2 separate regions of the Homo sapiens genome follow, and region 1 is linked to region 2. A link is an interaction called in ENCODE POLR2A ChIA-PET data of the cell type or tissue named here. Cell type or tissue: OCI-LY7. All regions are shown on one strand. Links, peaks and the distances in the headings refer to the core of each region. The heading gives the core; the rest is flanking DNA. Region 1 holds the start of LOC105372310 (a long non-coding RNA gene). Region 2 has its middle 48 kb from the start of MIR1270.

Region 1 (8,621 bases), core at 327-8,326, 77 kb after region 2:
CATTCCTGGCTGTCCATGCTGATTTTCTAGGGGCGGCCAATACTGAAGTTCGGCTGGCGGCCAGTATTGATAGGCTACTGGCAGTTGGGTCTTATTTTCTACCAGCTGATATTGTGGATACTGTATTTGGATTGGCATTGCTGTGACAGATACTCTATCTTTCTCTATTTGTTATTCTCTTCAGGTTTGTACTTGTCTAACCTGCATTTGAGGTTGTAATGTTACAGGCATCTGAACTGCTGGAAGAGGAGTTGGCCATCATGGTTTAGACTCTGATGGCCCCACTAATTCTGGACCTTTTTCTTCTAATTCTAATGTTTCAGGATATATTACCTCCTGTAATTGACTGTAGTCAACATTTTGCATTGACTGAGTCATTACAGACTCTGCTACATATTTACAATGTGAACTTTCCGTTCCTTTCTAGGATTCTATCCCTGCCTCTTCTTCACAATCTATTACACAGCTTTCAGGGGCATCAGAAACTGAAACTATCTTCTCCTGTTTGAAACAGTTCTAAAGCTGCTTTAATAAGGGCCCAATCATTCCATACTGTAAGTGGGATGATTTTACCCTCCCTACTTGCTTGTTTAATTCTTTGCCAATTTTTTCCCAATCTTTTAGATCTAAAGTTCCCTGTTCTGGAAACCATGGGCAGAATTGTTCTATTGTTTGAAGTAGCGTGATTAGATTTTCTGTAGAGACTCTAACTCCCCCTCTTCTTAAAAGAATTTTAATAAAGCTAAGAGGCATATTTACTTTCAGTTTATCCCATTGTTACCCTAGGTTCTTCTGAGCGCACAAGCTTACCGCAAGGCTGACCATAGATGTACTCGGGAATCTCTCATCAACTTGTCCTCAATGACCACGCTCTGGCATACCTTCAACCTAAAGAAAAGCACCCACATTGGGCACCAGATGAAGGGGTGTCCTGCCCCTCCAAACCTGTGGGTGTTTCTCATCAAGTGGGATGAGAGACTGAGAAAAGAAATAAGACACAGAGACAAAGTATAGAGAAAGAACAGTGGGCCCAGGGGACCGGCACTCAACATACAGAGGACCCGCGCTGGCACTGGTCTCTGAGTTCCCTCAGTATTTATTGATCACTATCTCTACCATCTCAGAGAGGGGGATGTGGCAGGACTATAGGGTAATGGTGGGAAGAGGGTCAGCAGGAAAACACGTGAGAAAAGATCTCTGTGTCATAAATAAGTTAAGGAAAGACACTGTGCGTTGATGTGCACGTAGGCCAGATTTATGTTTGACTTTACACAAACATCTCAGTGCATTAAGGAGCAGTACTGCCGCCAGCACATCTCACCTCCAGCCATAAGGCAGTTTTCTCCTATCTCAGTAAATAGAATGTGTGATCAGGTTTTACACCAAGACATTCCATTCCCAGGGACAAGCAGGAGACAGATGCCTTCCTCTTGTCTCAACTGCAAAGAGGCCTTCCTCTTTTACTAATCCTCCTCAGCACAGACCCTTTATGGGGGTCAGGCTGGGGGATGGTCAGGTCTTTCCCTTCCCATGAGGCAATAACTCAGGCTATTATATGAGGAGAAACCTTGGACAATACCTGACTTTCCTAGGCAGAGATCCCTGCCAACTTCCATAGTGTATTGTGTCCCTGGGTACTCGAGATTAGAGAATGGTGATGACTTTTAACAAGCATACTGCCTTTAAGCACTTTTTTAACAAAGCTCATCCTGCATAGCCCTAAATCCATTAAACCTTGAGTCAACACAGCACATGTCTCAGGAAGCATAGGGTTGGGGCTAGGGTTACAGATTAACAGCATCTCAAGGCAGAAGAATTTCTCTTAGTACAGAACAAAATGGAGTCTCATGTCTACTTCTTTCTACATAGACACAGTAGCAGTCTGATCTCTCTTTTCCCCACACCCCTCCCCCGGGATCTTGGCAGGCTTAAGCAGATTCTAGGAGAGAGGCTGTTGAGAATTGCTCACCTCCAGGGTTCAGATCTCAGGCTCCAGTGGCAAGGGTTCACAAGTGGAATCTTCTGAACTGTGGGTTGCACAGTTCCATGGAAAAAGCAGTTTCCCAGGCTGGGTAGCCCGCTCAGTCACAGCCTCCCTTGGCAGGAAAATGGCTGTGGCAGGACCCAGGCCTCCCCATAGTCAGCTCCACAATCTGCTTTCCGAGTTCTCCTTGCCCAGCTCAGCCTCAGTACCCTTCAGCCATAAGATGGCCGCTATGCTGACAGCTGGGCTCCCGGCCGTCCTTTCTCTTCCCTGCTCAGTGACTGTGCCCTGGCCTGGAGCCCTCTCCAGGTGACTCTGCACCCGCAGTGTGGCATCTCTCCCAGATTGTGTGGGGACTAGGGGAGGCTGAGGGGGGCAGATCACTTGAGGTCAGGAGTTGAAGACCAGCTTGGACAAAATGGGGAAACCCCATCTCTCCTAAAAATACAAAAATTAGCTGGGTGTGATGGCGAATGTCTGTAGTCCTAGGTACTCGGGAGGCAGAGAAAAGAGAATGGCTTGAACCTGGGAGGCCGAGGTTGTTGTCAGCTGAGATCATGCCACTGCACTCCAGCCTGGGCGACAGAGCAAGAGTCTGTCTTAAAAAAAAAATTTTGGGAGTCACTGTAAAAATATCAAATAATTTTTTTTTTTTGAGACGGAGTCTCGCTCTGTCACCCAGGCTGGAGTGCAGTGGCGCAATCTCGGCTCACTGCAAGCTCCATCTCCTGGGTTCACACCATTCTCCTGCCTCAGCCTCCTGAATAGCTGGGACTACAGGCTCCTGCCACCGTGCCTGGCTAATTTTTTGTATTTTTAGTAGAGAGGCAGTTTCACCGTGTTAGCCAGGATGGTCTCGATCTCCTGACCTTGTGATCTGCCCGCCTCAGCCTCCCAAAGGGCTGGGATTACAGGCTTGAGCCACCGTGCCCAGCCTCAAAAAGAGAGATTCAAGAATTGTAGACCAGCTAGCTATAGTTTGTAGTTTGTTCTCCGTGGGAGGGTCTTGAAGAAAAGACATTTATAAGGTGCATGAAGAAGAAAACCAAATTCAATAATTGGTTAGATGCAGTTACGTAGTTTCTTAATTGGTACAATCAAGGTGGAAATTCCCTGGTTATTTAATCAGAGTTTAAGTGGTAGTTTATAGTTGTTTAAGCTTGAATTTTGTTCCCCTAATGTAGTAATTTACCAAAAAATGCACTTGAGTTTAGATTTTTTTTTTTTTAGAAGTAGGAATCTGGGTACTAGAGCATCCTCAGTCTAATTGCCTGCCACTTAATTATTTTCACATCCCACAGGGGACTGATTTTTCCTGGCATTTTTCACATGTGCCCCAAGCAGCGCCTCAAGTGTACCCCATGTTCCTCAATTAATCATTTTATACAAAGCATGGCATAACAGTATTGAAGAGATTTTTTTCTGTTTGTAAATATTTTCCCTGAGAAGAAAGCAAAGAATAATCCCCTGACACTGTATTGTAAAAATATCTGTCCCTCTTTTGCTTTTTTTTTTCCAGAGAACTTACCAGAATGTTTTTAGGTTAAGATTACCCTTTGGAAACTTCATAGGGTGATGTGTCCTCAGCTATCCTTCAGTTTTTTTTTTCTGGGCCTGGGTTTTAGTACTTTCTGGGGATAAACCAAGATACCCACTATGGCTATGGCTATGTGTCTAGTGACTATTGTCTCTTGGGTCATTTTCTCCCATAGAACCACCTGAAGTATGGAGTGTAGCCTCTCAAGGGAGCAGGTGGCAGCCTTGGAGGTGAAAGGCATCTCCTGGTGCATGTTTGTTTTTATTTTTCTTTTTCTTTTTTTAAAGCTAACCCCTTGAGACATGAAGATTTTCTTCACCCAACCTAGCTTCCATTTTTTGGATACACATTGCTGGTCAGCCAATCAAATGCTGGTATTGAGGGCAAAACAAATAATTTCTGCCCCCTGGATTTTCTTGAGTGGGGGCAGAAAAACAGTGAAATAAAAACAGTGAAAATTTTGTAATAAAAATAAAAAATTCCAAAAGACAAAAAAACTGACCCCAGTGAGATGGCATAAAAACAAAGTAAAATGCACCTGGGGCACTCACTGGGGCATAGAGCAGTGTCTCCTGGGAGGGTGGTTATTGAGCATGTAAGTGAACAGGATGGGTTGGATGATTGGGTCTGTACATTGAAAAGATTTCTTTACTTATTTTGACCTCAGGTTTTTTCGTTTTTTCGGGTTTTTTTTTTTTTTTTTTTTTTTTTTGACGGTTTCACTCTGTTACACAGGCTGCAATGCAGTGGCTTGATCTCGGCTCACTGCAACCTCCCCCTCCTGGGTTCAAGTGATTCTCATTCCTTGGCCTCCCAAGTAGCTAGGTGCACAACACTTTGCCTGGCTAGTTTTTGTGTTTTTAGTAGAGAGGGACCAGGCTGCTCCAAAACTTCTGGTGTGAAGTGATCTCCCTGCCTTGGCCCCCAAAGTGTTGTGATTACAGGCATGAGCCACTGCACTGAGCTGTATCAGTATTTTTTACTGTGATTTGCATTTTATTAGTAGGGGCTGAAAAATAAGAAAATATTTACAAAAGACATAATAGAGATGAGTTTCAAAAATTAGTATTTAATCATATATTCTATTAGTTAATAATTCTTATTTACCTTTTTCTTTCCCAGAGTAACCTTAGGAATATTTTCAGGTGTTTTTCTGTTTGATTGTTTGTTTTTGTTTGAGATGGAGTCTAGCTCTGTCAACCAGGCTGAAGTGCAGTGGTGTTGGTAGAAGAGCTGAGGCAGGACTGGCTTGTCTGTCATAATATAAAAGAGTCTTGGAAGATGTCCTGGGTCCAGGGTCTAAAATCCCTCATGGCCTTTGGAACATCAAACTCTGTGCCAAATGGTGGAAGGCTGCCCTGACAAAACACAAATCTGAGCCCAGGGCATAAAACCCCTCACGGCTTGGATGGAATCCAAGGCTCAGGGCATAAAACCCCTCGTGGCCTCTAGAATGTGCACAGACTTGTTGGTTGCTCTCCCAGGCTCATAAATATGTTCTCCATTATCTCAAGCAGCAGAGCATACTCTTTATGTGTCAAAGAAAATGCTAAACCGTCACAGCTACACTTGATGCACTGTTACCTTTCTACCCTCACGTCCTTATGTCCTCACCTGTTTACCCCCACATCCACACATCCTCACCACCTGCTTCTTTGTTTGATCACCAATAAATAGTGTGGGCTTCCAAAGCTTGGGGCCCTCACAGTTTCCATACTAGCTTTGGCCCTCTGGACCCACCTTATGTACTCTTAACCTGTCTTTTCTCATTCCTTTGACTCCACTGGACTTCATAGCCACAATGGTCTGGTATTGGGTCTGATCACCCCAACAAGTGGCATGATCTCAGCTTTGCCACCCGGGTTCAAGGGAATCTCCTGCCTCAGCCTTTTGAGTAGCTGAAATTACAGGTACCATGCCACCATGCCCGGCTAATTTTTTAATTTTTAGTAGAGACAGGTTTCACCATGTTGGTCATGCTGGTCTCGAACTCCTGACCTCGTGATCTGCCTGCCTCAGCCTCCCAAAGTGCTGAGATTACAGGCATGAGCCCCCATGCCTGGCCAGGTGTTTTCTATGGCTGAGTGATTTCAAACAGAATTCCAAGCCTTAGCTTTAAGAATGCTAGCTATCAGCCAAGCGCAGTGGCTCATGCCGGTAATCCTAGCACTTTGGGAGGACGAGGCGGATGCATCACAAGGTCAAGATTTCAACACCAGCCTGTCCAAGACAGTGAAACCCTGTCTCTACTAAAAATACAAAAATTATCCAGGCGCGATGGCAGGCACCTGTAATCTCAGCTACTTGGGAGGCTGAGGCAGAGAATTGCTTGAACCTGGGAGGTGGAGGTTGCCGTGAGCCAAGATCACACCACTGCACTCCAGCCTGGGCAACAGAGATAGACTCCATAAAAAAAAAAAAAAAAGAAAGAAAGAAAATCTCTCTTCTGTTTTGACTGTAGACAATAAACATATTTCCACAGGAAAATGTGGTAGATAATTGATGAGTTACATAGACTTGTCAAAACATCAGTTCCTCTTTTTGCAGGGTAAATTTGTGACAGTGAATATCTCAGTTCTATATCATGTTGTCTTGATTTCTGAATTAAATGCTAAATTATATGTGATGAAACATGGTATCTTCTACAAGTTTTCTCATATGACTAATTTTTTACTACATTATTTTTAATAGAAATAATAAAATAATACATATATTGTCTGAAAGAAGTAGATATATTTGCTTTTCTTATGGAGGAATAAAATGTAAGCATCTTAGCCAGGTACACTGGCTCATAACTGTAATCCCAACACTTTGGGAAGCCTAGGCGGTTTGATCACTTAAGGTCAGGAGTTTGAGACCAGCCTGCCCAACATGGCGAAACCCCGTCTCTACTAAAATTACAAAAATTAGCCGAGTGTGGTGGCGCATGACTGTAGTCCCAGCTACTTGGAAGACTGAGGCAGGAGAATGGCTTGAACACGGGAGGTGGAGGCTGCAGTGAGCTGAGATTGTGCCATTGCACTCCAGCCTGGGTGACAGAGAGAGACTCCATCTCAAAAAAAAAAACCATTAAAAAAAAGTGAGCACTTTAAATTTCCTTCCCTTATGTAAACACTTTGAGTAGTTTCACCGGATTTTTCAGTTAGTTTCAACACCAAGTGAATACCTCTGACATGGAAATTAAAGTTTTAACCAAGAGACTCCAAGCTAAGGCTAATATTAAGCCAGAAAGAGGAAGTTATTAAAGGTCCAGTTCGTTTTTCTTTTTTTTTAATTTCTTCTTCTTTGTTTTTTTTTTTTTGACAAAGTCTCACACTGTCACCTCGGTTGGAGTACACTGGCGTGATCTCGGCTCACTGCAACCTCTGCCTCCTGGGTTCAAGTGACTCTCTTGCCTCAGCCTCGTGAGTAGCTGGGATTACAGGTGCCTGCCACGACACCTGGCTAATTTTTTGTATTTTTAGTAGATACAGGGTTTCATTATGTTGGCCAGGCTGCTCTCAAACGCCTGACCGTGTGATCCACCTGCCTCAGCCTCCCAAAGTGCTGCAATTACAGGCGTGAGCCACCGCATCTGACCATACCACATTTTCCTTATCCAGTCTATCATAGATAGCCATTCAGGACCCGTCCATGCCTTTGCTATTGTGAATAGTGCTGCAATAAACATGCATGTGGATATGTCTTTATAATAATTTATATTTCTTTGGGTATATACCCAATTATGAGGTTCCTGAGTCAAATGATAATTCTGTTTTTAATTCTGTGAGGAATCACCACACTGCTTTTTACAGCTGTTGAACTAATTTACACTCCCACCAGCAGAGTATAAGCATTCCCTTTTCTCTGCAACCTTGCCAGCATCTGTTATTTTTTGACATTTAAAAAATAGCCATTCTGATGGGTATGATGCAGTATCTCATTGTGGTTTTTCTTTTAATTTCTCTAATAATTAGCAATGAGCATTTTTTTCACATGCTTGTTAACTGCACATTTGTCTTCTTTTGAAAAGAATATGTTCATTTTTTTTCTACTTTTTAATGAGGTTGTTTGTTTTTTTTCTTGTAAACTTGTTTGAGCTCTTAATAAATTCTGGATATTAATCCTTTGTCAGAGGCAAAGTTTGCAAATATTTTCTTTTATTCTGTAGGTTGTCTCTTTACTCTGTTGATAGTTTCCTTTGCTGTGAAGAAGCTCTTTAGTTTAAATAGGTCCCATTTGTCAATTTTTGCTTTTGTGGCAATAGCTTTTGGAAGCTTCATCATGAAGTCTTTGCCAGTTTCTATGTCTAGAACAGTATTTTTTAGGTTATATTGCAGGGTTTCTTATAATTTTAAGTTTTACATTTAAGTCTTTAATTTATCTTGAGCTGATTTTTGTATATGGTGTAATGAAGGGGTCCAGTTTCTGTCTTCTACATAGTGCTAGGTAGTTATTCCAGCATCATTTATTAAAGAGAGAATTCTTCCCACTTTTCTCTTGTCAGGTTTGACAAAAATCTGATGGTTGTAGGAGGGTGGCATTATTTCTGGTCTCTCTATTCTGTTGCAAAGGTCTTTTGCATGCATGGATTTTTTTATAACATCATTCTCTCTTGTGTTTTTCTCCCATAAGCATCACCTTAAGTGCATATAGTGTGCAAAATTCAGGTGTCCAAGAGTTCAAAAACTCTTTAAAAAGTATCAAAAAGCTATTTTACTATTCTCTCTTTTCTTAAGGCATTTTGATTATATGTAGATATTTTTCTCTGCTTTTTTGAAATATATGTAAATTATATTAACAGTTAAATAAACCTTTAGTCATTTTTTCAGACTCCAGATTATCTTTATCTAGTACTTCAGGTTTTTTGCTTTCTTTTTGCTTCTGAAAAGTTTATCTTTTTCATTTTTAGTCCTTTAAAGTAGACACAGATGGTTTAGATAAATGCTCATTTTAAGAGCACACAGATGCTTAGCACAAAGATAGGATTAAATTTTGCAATACAGAATGATAAAGACTGAAAGATACTAAGTTTCTTTGAAAGAAATCTGATTATCCAAGGTAATTACCCAATATTTGCAGGCTGAAGGACTTATACGGTGAAAGCAAAAACAGTTCAGT
Region 2 (8,621 bases), core at 413-8,412:
ACTTTCACCTCCGGGGATCAAGGGATTCTCCTGCCTCAACCTTCCAAGTAGCTGAGATTACAGGCACGCACCACCACGCTTGGCTAATTTTGTATTTTTAGTAAAGACGGGGTTTCTCCACGTTGATCAGTCTGGTCTTAATCTCCCAACCTCCGGTGATTAGCCCGCCTCCGCCTCCCAAAGTGCTGGGATTACCGGTGTGAGCCACCGCGCCCAGACTTTGCATTAGTTTTGTAAGAATAATGGTCTCCAGCTTCATCTATGTTCTTGCAAAGGACATGATAATTATTTTTTAATGGCTACAGAGTATTCCATGATATTTATGTACCATATTTTGTTTTTACTAAATCTTTTATTTTATTTTATTTTTGGAGACAGGGTTTCATTTATTGCCCAGGCCAGAGTGCCATGGCATGATATTGGCTTACTTTAGCCTCAACCTTGGGACTAAACGTGTGTGTTACCATGCCTTGCCAATTTTTCTTTTTGTATTTTCCGTGGAGACAGGATTTTGCCATGTTGCCCAGGTTGGTCTCGAACTTCTAAGCTCAGGCAATCCACCTGCTGTGGCCTCCCAAAGTGCTGGGATTACAGGCATGAGCCACCGCATCTGACCATATTATATTTTCTTTATCCAGTCTACCACTGATAAGCATTCAGGGCCTGTCCGTGTCTTTGCTATTGTGAATAGTGCTGCAGTGAACATGCATGTGGATGTGTCTTTATAATATAAACATTTATATTTCTTTGGGTATATACCCAGTTTTGAGGCTCCTGGATCAGATGATAATTCTGTTTTTAGTTCTGTGAGGAATCGCCACACTGCTTTTTAAGTTGTTGAACTAATTTACACCCCCACCAGGAGAGTATAAGCATTCCTTTTTCTCTGCAACTTTGCCAGCATCTGTTATTTTTTGACTTTTTAAAAATAGCCATTCTGACGTGTGTGAGTGAGGTGGTTTCTCATTGTGTTTTTCTTTTAATTTCTCTAATGATTAGCAGTGACCTTTTTTTCATAATGTTTGTTAGCCACATGTATGTCTTTTGAAAAGCATCCGTTCATATTTTTTGCCTACTTTTTAATGAGGTTTCTTGGTTTTTTCTTCTAAACTCATTTCAGTTCTTAATAAATTGTGTATATTAGGCCTTTGTAAGAGGCAAAATTTGCAACTATTTTCTCTTACTCTGTAGGTTGTCTGTTTGCTCTATTCATAGTTTCCTTTCCTGTGAAGAAGCTCTTAAGTTCAAATAGGTCCCATTTGTCAATTTTTGCTTTTGTTGCAGTTGGTTTTTGTAGTTTCATCATGAAGTCTTTACCTGTTTCTGTGTCAAGAATGGTATTTCCTAGGTTATCTTGCAGGGTTTCTTTATAATTTTAAGTTTTTCATTTAAGTCTTTATTTTATCTTGAGTTGATTTTTGTATGTGGTGCAACGAAGGGGTCAAGTTTCTGTCTTCTACATAGTGTTAGCTATTATTCCAGCACCATTTATTACAGAGAAAAATCTTCCCACATTCTTCTTGTCAACTTTGTAAAAAATCTGATGGTTGTAGGAAGGTGGCATTATTTCTGGGCTCTCTATTCTGTTTAATTGGTCTTGAGTATTTATGGATTTTATGTAATATCTTTTTATCTTCTGGGTTTTTTTTCCCCATAAACCTTCTTTTTTTAATTTATTTTTTATTTTTTATTTTTCGAGACAGTGTCTCGCTCGGTTGACCAGGCTGGAGTGCAGTGGCGCGATCTCGGCTCACTGCAAGCCCTGCCTCCCGGGTTCAGGCCATTCTCCTTCCTCAGCCTCCCGAGTATCTGGGACTACAGGTGCCCACCACCACGCCTGGCTAATTTTTTGTATTTTTAGTAGAGATGCGGTTTCACCGTGTTAGCCAGGATGGTCTCGACCACCAAACCTCGTGATCTGACTGCCTTGGTCTCCCAAAGTGTTGGGATTACAGGCATGAGCCACCCCACCCAGCTTCCCCATAAACCTTCTTTCAAGTGCATACAGTGTGCAAATTTCAGATGTCCAAGGGTTCAAAAACTCATTAAAAAGTTCTGAAAAAAGGCCGGGCGCGGTGGCTCAAGCCTGTAATCCCAGCACTTTGGGAGGCCGAGGAGGGTGGATCACGAGGTCAGGAGGTCGAGACCATCCTGGCTAACACGATGAAACCCCGTCTCTACTAAAAGTACAAAAAAATTAGCCAGGCATGGTGGCGGCCGCCTGTAGTCCCAGCTACTCGGGAGGCTGAGGCAGGAGAATGGCGTGAACCCGGGAGGCGGAGCCGGCAGTGAGCTGAGATCGCGCCACTGCACTCCAGCCTGGGCGACAGAGCGAGACTCCGTCTCGAAACAAACAAACAAAAAAAAAAAAGTTCCAAAAAAAGTTTTGCTATTCCCTCTTTTGTTGAGGGATCTAGATTATATATAGATATTTTTCTCTGCTTTTGGAAATATATGTAAATCATATTAACAACTAAATAAGACTTTTGTCATTTTTTCTGTCTTCAGATTATCTGATAATTCAGATTTATTGCTTTGTTTTCGGTTCTGAAAAGTTTATTTTTTTCATTTTTAGTCCTTTAAAGTAGACAGATTTGTTTAGATAAGAGCTCATTTTAAGAGCACACAGAGGGGGGAGGGGGGAGGGATAGCATTAGGAGATATACCAAATGCTAAATGACGAGTTAATGGGTGCAGCACACCAGCATGGCACGTGTATACACATGTAACTAACCTGCACATTGTGCACATGTATCCTAAAACTTAAAGTATAATAATAATTAAAAAAAAGAGCACACAGAAGCTTAGCACAAAGATAAGATTAAATTTAGCAATACAGAATGATAAAGACTAAAAGATACTATATTTCTTTGACAGAAACCTGAAAATCCAAGGTAATTATCCAATATTTGCAGGCTGAAGTGCTTATACTGCAAAAGCAAAAACAGTTCAGGGTATAAACTAAACAGTGGAGTCTGTAGTTGTATCTTGCTTTCTATTTATTACTTCATAACAATTAGCATAATTATGTGTAATGTTTGTGGACAATCTGCATTCATGTACATTAAACTGTATTTTCTCTTTTATTTTGAGACAGAGTCTCACTCTGTTGCCCAGGCTGGAGTGCAGTGGTGTGATCTCAGCTCACTGCAACCACTGCCTCCCAGGTTGAAGTGATTCTCCTGCCTCAGCCTCCCAAGTAGCTGGAATTATACGCATGCCTCACCCTGCATGACTAAGTTTTTGTATTTATAGTAGAAATGGGGTGTTACCATGTTCACCACCTTGATCTTGAACTCTTGACCTCAGGTGATCCACCCTCCTCAGCCTCTTAAGTGCTGGGATTACAGGCATAAGCCAGAAACAGTATTTTCTACAATAGTACCAATACAAAGCTGCACTACTTACTTTGAATGAATCACTTAAATGGTTATTTTAATATTGTTATTTATACTTTTGAAATATAAAATGTTTTAACTGAAGTTTTAATTTTTTAAATGCTATCTACATTAACACTAGTTCATTAAAATTATTTATACTTTGATATTTATATTTAATATCCAAAGGAACTTTACTACCAAATTGTTACAGTAAGTAGATATTAGTGTGACATGTTTGTTACTTTATTCAATAGAGATAATTTTGAGTAAACACTATTTTAGTATATTTTATTTCACTAAATTGGTATGCTGCTATTGCAGGACAAATAAGGTTAGGTGATGTGGCCATGCAAAAACCATAATAGCTCTTCAGTTAGCTGTGTTGCAAGTTCTAACATATTCCACTATATGAACACAGTCAGATTCTATTTCTTCATCAGAAAGTGTTGTTGGAAGTTGTCAAATATATTTCAACGTAGAACCCCCATTCAATGGCTAGGAGATGAGAGAACAGCAGAGATAGAAAAGAAACTTTATAAAATTCTTCTGAAAATCTGCCCCCTTTCTTCATAATGCTCATGTTTCTCATGTTGAGAGTAGCTGTACACTTTAGGTGTTTAGAGAGAAATTTCTTTTAGGGGAATATTTTCTATCTGACATAATCAATGTTATATGTAGTCTGAGATTTTTCTTAAGATCATTTTAACTTTTTTCTCTCAGAACCATCTTGCTCCGACGGAGATCTGTTTTTCTCTCCAGTGCTTTGGGTCTCTGTTTCAGAAGCCTTATTCATAACCCTTGATTTTGGAATAAGCTGGGCTGTCACAGTGAGAACTTCTGGAGCTATCTCTATCTGGATTCATGCTGGAAAATCAGCAGTATTTTTCCCTGGTCACCATTATAAGTAGAAATGGGCTGAAACACTGCTCTCATTTCCATTATTGTGAATGTGTCATTCTACCCAGGAGGCCTGCAGGCTCTCCTCCTGCAGCTCAGGCTTCCCTCTCTGATGTGACACTAGAGTGCTGCTGTGGCAAATAGACTTCACATAAAATGTGAGCTGTGCTCTGGGCTGTTCCTCAGTGACAGATGGTAGAAGTCAAGAGGACACTAGCAACCAGGTGAAATCAAGCAGGAGTGCTGTAGCCCAGTGCCAGGGAGTACAGAACCACTGCTCTAAAATATAAATAGCCAAAAACATAGAACCCTATTCAACCATTTTTGTAGCAGAGTGAAAGCCTAGCTTCATCAGGTACCTGGCTTCAAGGTGCTAAACTACCTCCTGTTATGAAGATGTGAAAAGATTATTTATCATTGAATATAAGCAATTAGCATACACAGATGACCTCTTCAATCTCCAGGTGAATTTAGAATGAACTATGTATGACATGGTGCTGTAAATTCTACTTGTGGACTAATTATGATGTCCGTCTTTTTATTATTGCAGTCTGTTAAGCAGATTGACTATGATGCATGTCACATTCAAGTTTAATTGTGTAATAAAACCATTTTCTTTCTGTTCTATTGTGGCATTCTTCTGGGGATGGAGAAAACTTTTCTTTTAATTATTGTTTCAAAACACTGTCTAGAATTACCAGACATAATATAAACACATAAGGTGCCAACCAGAATTTACTCCAGAGGAGACTCCCTCTCAGGCTTCTAGTGAACTCACAGTTGTGCAGCACAGTGCATGCTGTCCCATAAATATGCAGGAAGAATTGTGTCTCTGCCTATTTGGTATCTATAGTCCTCTACAGTCACTTCTAGAGAGGCTAGATCAGATTTCTATAAATTTCACAATACAGTAATCAGTCATTTTACCTCTTTCACTGACTCTTGTATCTTCAGATCTGAAACTGATTCAGAGATCATGGGACCCACAAATCCAATTAAAGTAACGTGTGCATTGAGTAGACATGTAGACAAGAGGATCTCTACTTTCTTCTTCCTCCTCTTGCTAAAATGCTCACAAATTTGCAGGTAACACGTGCTGCTACTTCAGACATTCAGGCCCTAAATCTGCAGCTCCAAATTTTGAATCCCAGTCTTGAGATTGGGAAATAAAAAACGTTTATCTGAAAAATGCAAGTTCTTTTGGTTATCAAACTCAGACATTAAAATGAAAGTGCAGTTATGTCTTTCTCCCCCCTTTGAACTATGTATTTATCTCTTGAAACTGTTCACTATTGCCACAAGTAGCCATAAAATAAACTAATAATGCTGCCTTGGACCCTATATCCCATACCCTAAACCATAACCATATATTTCTAATCAATAATCAAAGTCATTTCTGTAAATAAATAAAATTTTCTGAAAAACAACTTTGTGTCAGCCCACTCTCTCTCTTTCTCTTGTTGTCTTTACAAATCTTCTTGTAACTGCTGCTAATCAAAGTGTAGATTTAAGGCAACTTGAATATTTGCTCCCAGTTTATAATCTAAAGTTGACCCAAATAAACTGTCTACTTACATTCATGTTACATCAGCTTTTTTTTTTTCCATTTAGACTTATTTAGAATGTGCTAGAGCAGCCTCTATGAGGGGATCCCTCCTTTGTACTCCACTTACTGTAACACCATAGGATGCAGAGCCAGGTTGATCCTACCTAGAATCTGCAGATAAGGTCTGCCCTCTGCCTGGAATTTACAAAAAAGGTCTGGACTTTGGACGGAGATGTACAGAAAACTAACAAAAGGCATTTTCTGCACTGTGAGATGTCAGTCTTGACATCTTAAGCTCCCATTTGGGAGTGTGGCATTTTGAGATTTTTCACATTTTGTTCATTGCCCTGCTACAGTGATGTGAGAGGATCCAGGAGGAAATAGAATGTGATGGCAGAATCTGTAAGTGTAAATAAGCATCTTAGGCATGAGAGATCGAGGCCACAAAGTATCCAGAACCATGATCACAACTAAATTTACCTGTAAAATGTGATACTGGAGTAGAGCATTTTTGTTCTTTCTTTTACCCAAGAGCTAGCAAATCAGGACGGGTGATCCAGGTTTTTGAGCTCCACCAAGGCAGTTCCATTTTTTATTTAGAATCGGCCTGAGTCTCTCCAACCTGGCTTATCACTGGGCCATCAGCCCCAGGTCAATGGGAATTCTCTCAGTCACCTAGGTGTCTTTGAAGCATTTGAGGATGTCCAGAGCAGACAAGAGTGATTACTTCTGCTTCTGTCTCAGTGTAAGAGAAATGAGTCATCCTGTGTTTGTTCATCCCCTCATATAAAAGATGTCTTTGGTTGGTACCCAGATGAGTTTCTCTAGTTTCCTGGTACTGGGATGATAAACAAGGAGAAGATCTGGAGACCCAAACAGATAAACTAGTAGCTTCCAATTTATATGGCCATTAAAAAAATACATGAAGCAGTCATGGTTCCAACAATCCAGAAACTTTCAGTCTAGACTAGCAACTGGATAAATAATTGAATTATGCATCATATGGTTGGTACAACAAATAGATGTGTCCAAAATCTTGGGCTTTATTTGCCACTTTCTTTATATTGTTGTGACTTCTGAAGTCCACAGCTGAAGGGATATTTATGAACAGAAGAATTGTTATTATAATTTTAATTTCTTTTCTTTCTTTTTTTTTTTTGGAGATGGAATCTCAATTTGTCATACAGGCTGGAGTTTAGTGGTGTGATCTCAGCTCACTGCAACCTCTGCCACTCGGGTTCAAGCAATTCTCCTTCCTCAGCCACTCAAGTAACTGGGATTACAGGTGCCTGCCACCGCACCCGGCTAATTTTTGTATTTTTAGTAGAGACGAGGTTTCACCATCTCAGTCAGGCTGGTCTTGAACTCCTGACCTCATGATCCACCTGCCAAAGCCTCCCAAAGTGCTGGGATTACAGGCATGAGCCACCGCACTGGGCCATATAATTTTTATTCTTTCACCTTGTTAAGTGTATGTATTTATTTTCTAATAAAATTACCCTAGAAAAACTGAAGGGATTTGTTTAAATTGCATATTATCATGTAGTATAAAGTTGACAGGGCATTGGCTAGAAAAGATTAAAATTACAGACTCTGGGATTTAAGTTTCTTTTAGGTAAGATTAGAAAAAAGAAAACGGAAATCTCCCAATGACATAGAGAACAGAATTCTACATAGGGTTTACTTCCTGGCCCAGTTCTTTCAGATTGACCTTTTCTGGAGGCCTTATTTAGTTCTGACCCTACCCTGGAGTCTTGCCTCACAGAACTGATTAGAAGAGATCAGAGTTTCAGCTGGTGAATCCTGCTGCCTTTCTAGAGCTGGTGCTAACAATTTCCTGAAACCCAAAAGCAGATAAATGAGAAAAATAAAGTATGTATTGTAGGGTCTTAGTTTTTAAATTTTCTATGAAAACCACTATTTGCAGAAACATTCTATTTAGGAACTTGTTTTCTATTCCTGCATATCCAGTAGTTGCTCCACAAGTCACAAAAAAGTAAATATAGACAGAATGAAATTTTCTCTAAACTACATTAAACTCTACCTTTTTATATCTCTTATATCTGTCTCTATTTAGCTTTTATTCTTGATAGTTTTTTAAAATTTTGATGATAGGGAAATGCAAGAAGAAATAAAAATGCTGGGCCTTTTATATAAATACTGAAATTTATTAAAACCTTAGTACAAGCTCCCAGGGTGTTATGAGAATTACATAATGTTATTCCCAGTGCTGTGCTCTGTATCATACTCTTGAGCACACAGTACCTGCTTAATGAACATTGCATGAGTAAATGTGTACAAGTTGTTTTCTAAATACAGACTTATTCAGACATTGCTGCCCTCTGTTTCCTCTGTAAACTTTAAAGAGCCAGCAACTTATACAAAATTTTAATCTTTTTAAAATAATGGCTGTTGTTGTTTTAAGATAAGATTTTTACCATCACACAGGATGGAGTGTAGTAGCATAAGTTTGGCCCACTGTAGCCTCAGCCTCCTGGGCTCAAGTGATCTTTTTACCTCAGTTTTCTGAGTAGCTAGGACTACAGACATGCACTACCACATCTGGCTAATTATTTGCTTGTTTGTAGTGTTTGGATCTGACTATATTGCCCAGACTAGTCTCAAACTTTTGGCCCCAATGCATCCTCTAACCTCGGTCTCCCAAAGTGTTAGGATTATAGGCAAGAGCCACTGCACCCAGTCAGTATTTTTAAATTTAATAAAACTTGGTATATGTCATAACAGAATACACCAGATGCAAATAAGAATATTGTGTATCATCTTGGTTTTGACTGGAG

The links. ChIA-PET counts read pairs that join two places held together with the same protein. Peaks named below come from ENCODE experiments on the same cell type or tissue, not always from the same donor. Only the 100,000 strongest peaks of a DNase experiment are listed, where the experiment ranks them.
Region 1: POLR2A ChIA-PET joins it to region 2 with 13 read pairs; 2 of 35 experiments call an interaction of 5 or more read pairs at or near these places.

Annotation. Positions count from the first base shown.
Region 1 is chr19:20,269,873-20,278,493 of GRCh38, reverse strand. LOC105372310 (a long non-coding RNA gene) reads left to right here and starts at 6,666. Exons shown (of 7, transcript XR_007067164.1): 1 at 6,666-6,768. It overlaps LOC105372314 (a long non-coding RNA gene), which reads right to left and starts at 2,317. Exons shown (of 3, transcript XR_936407.3): 1 at 1,970-2,317; 2 at 811-888. In OCI-LY7, for the core only: no CTCF peak of the experiment used is centred there; DNase peaks (open chromatin) are centred at 4,113, 5,083, 6,033, 6,733 and 2 weaker places; H3K4me3 peaks cover 4,063 bases; H3K27ac peaks cover 5,558 bases.
Region 2 is chr19:20,347,276-20,355,896 of GRCh38, reverse strand. It overlaps the pseudogene BNIP3P20. Among named protein-coding and RNA genes, the nearest start is that of MIR1270, 48 kb to the left of the region's middle. In OCI-LY7, for the core only: no CTCF peak of the experiment used is centred there; no DNase peak of the experiment used is centred there.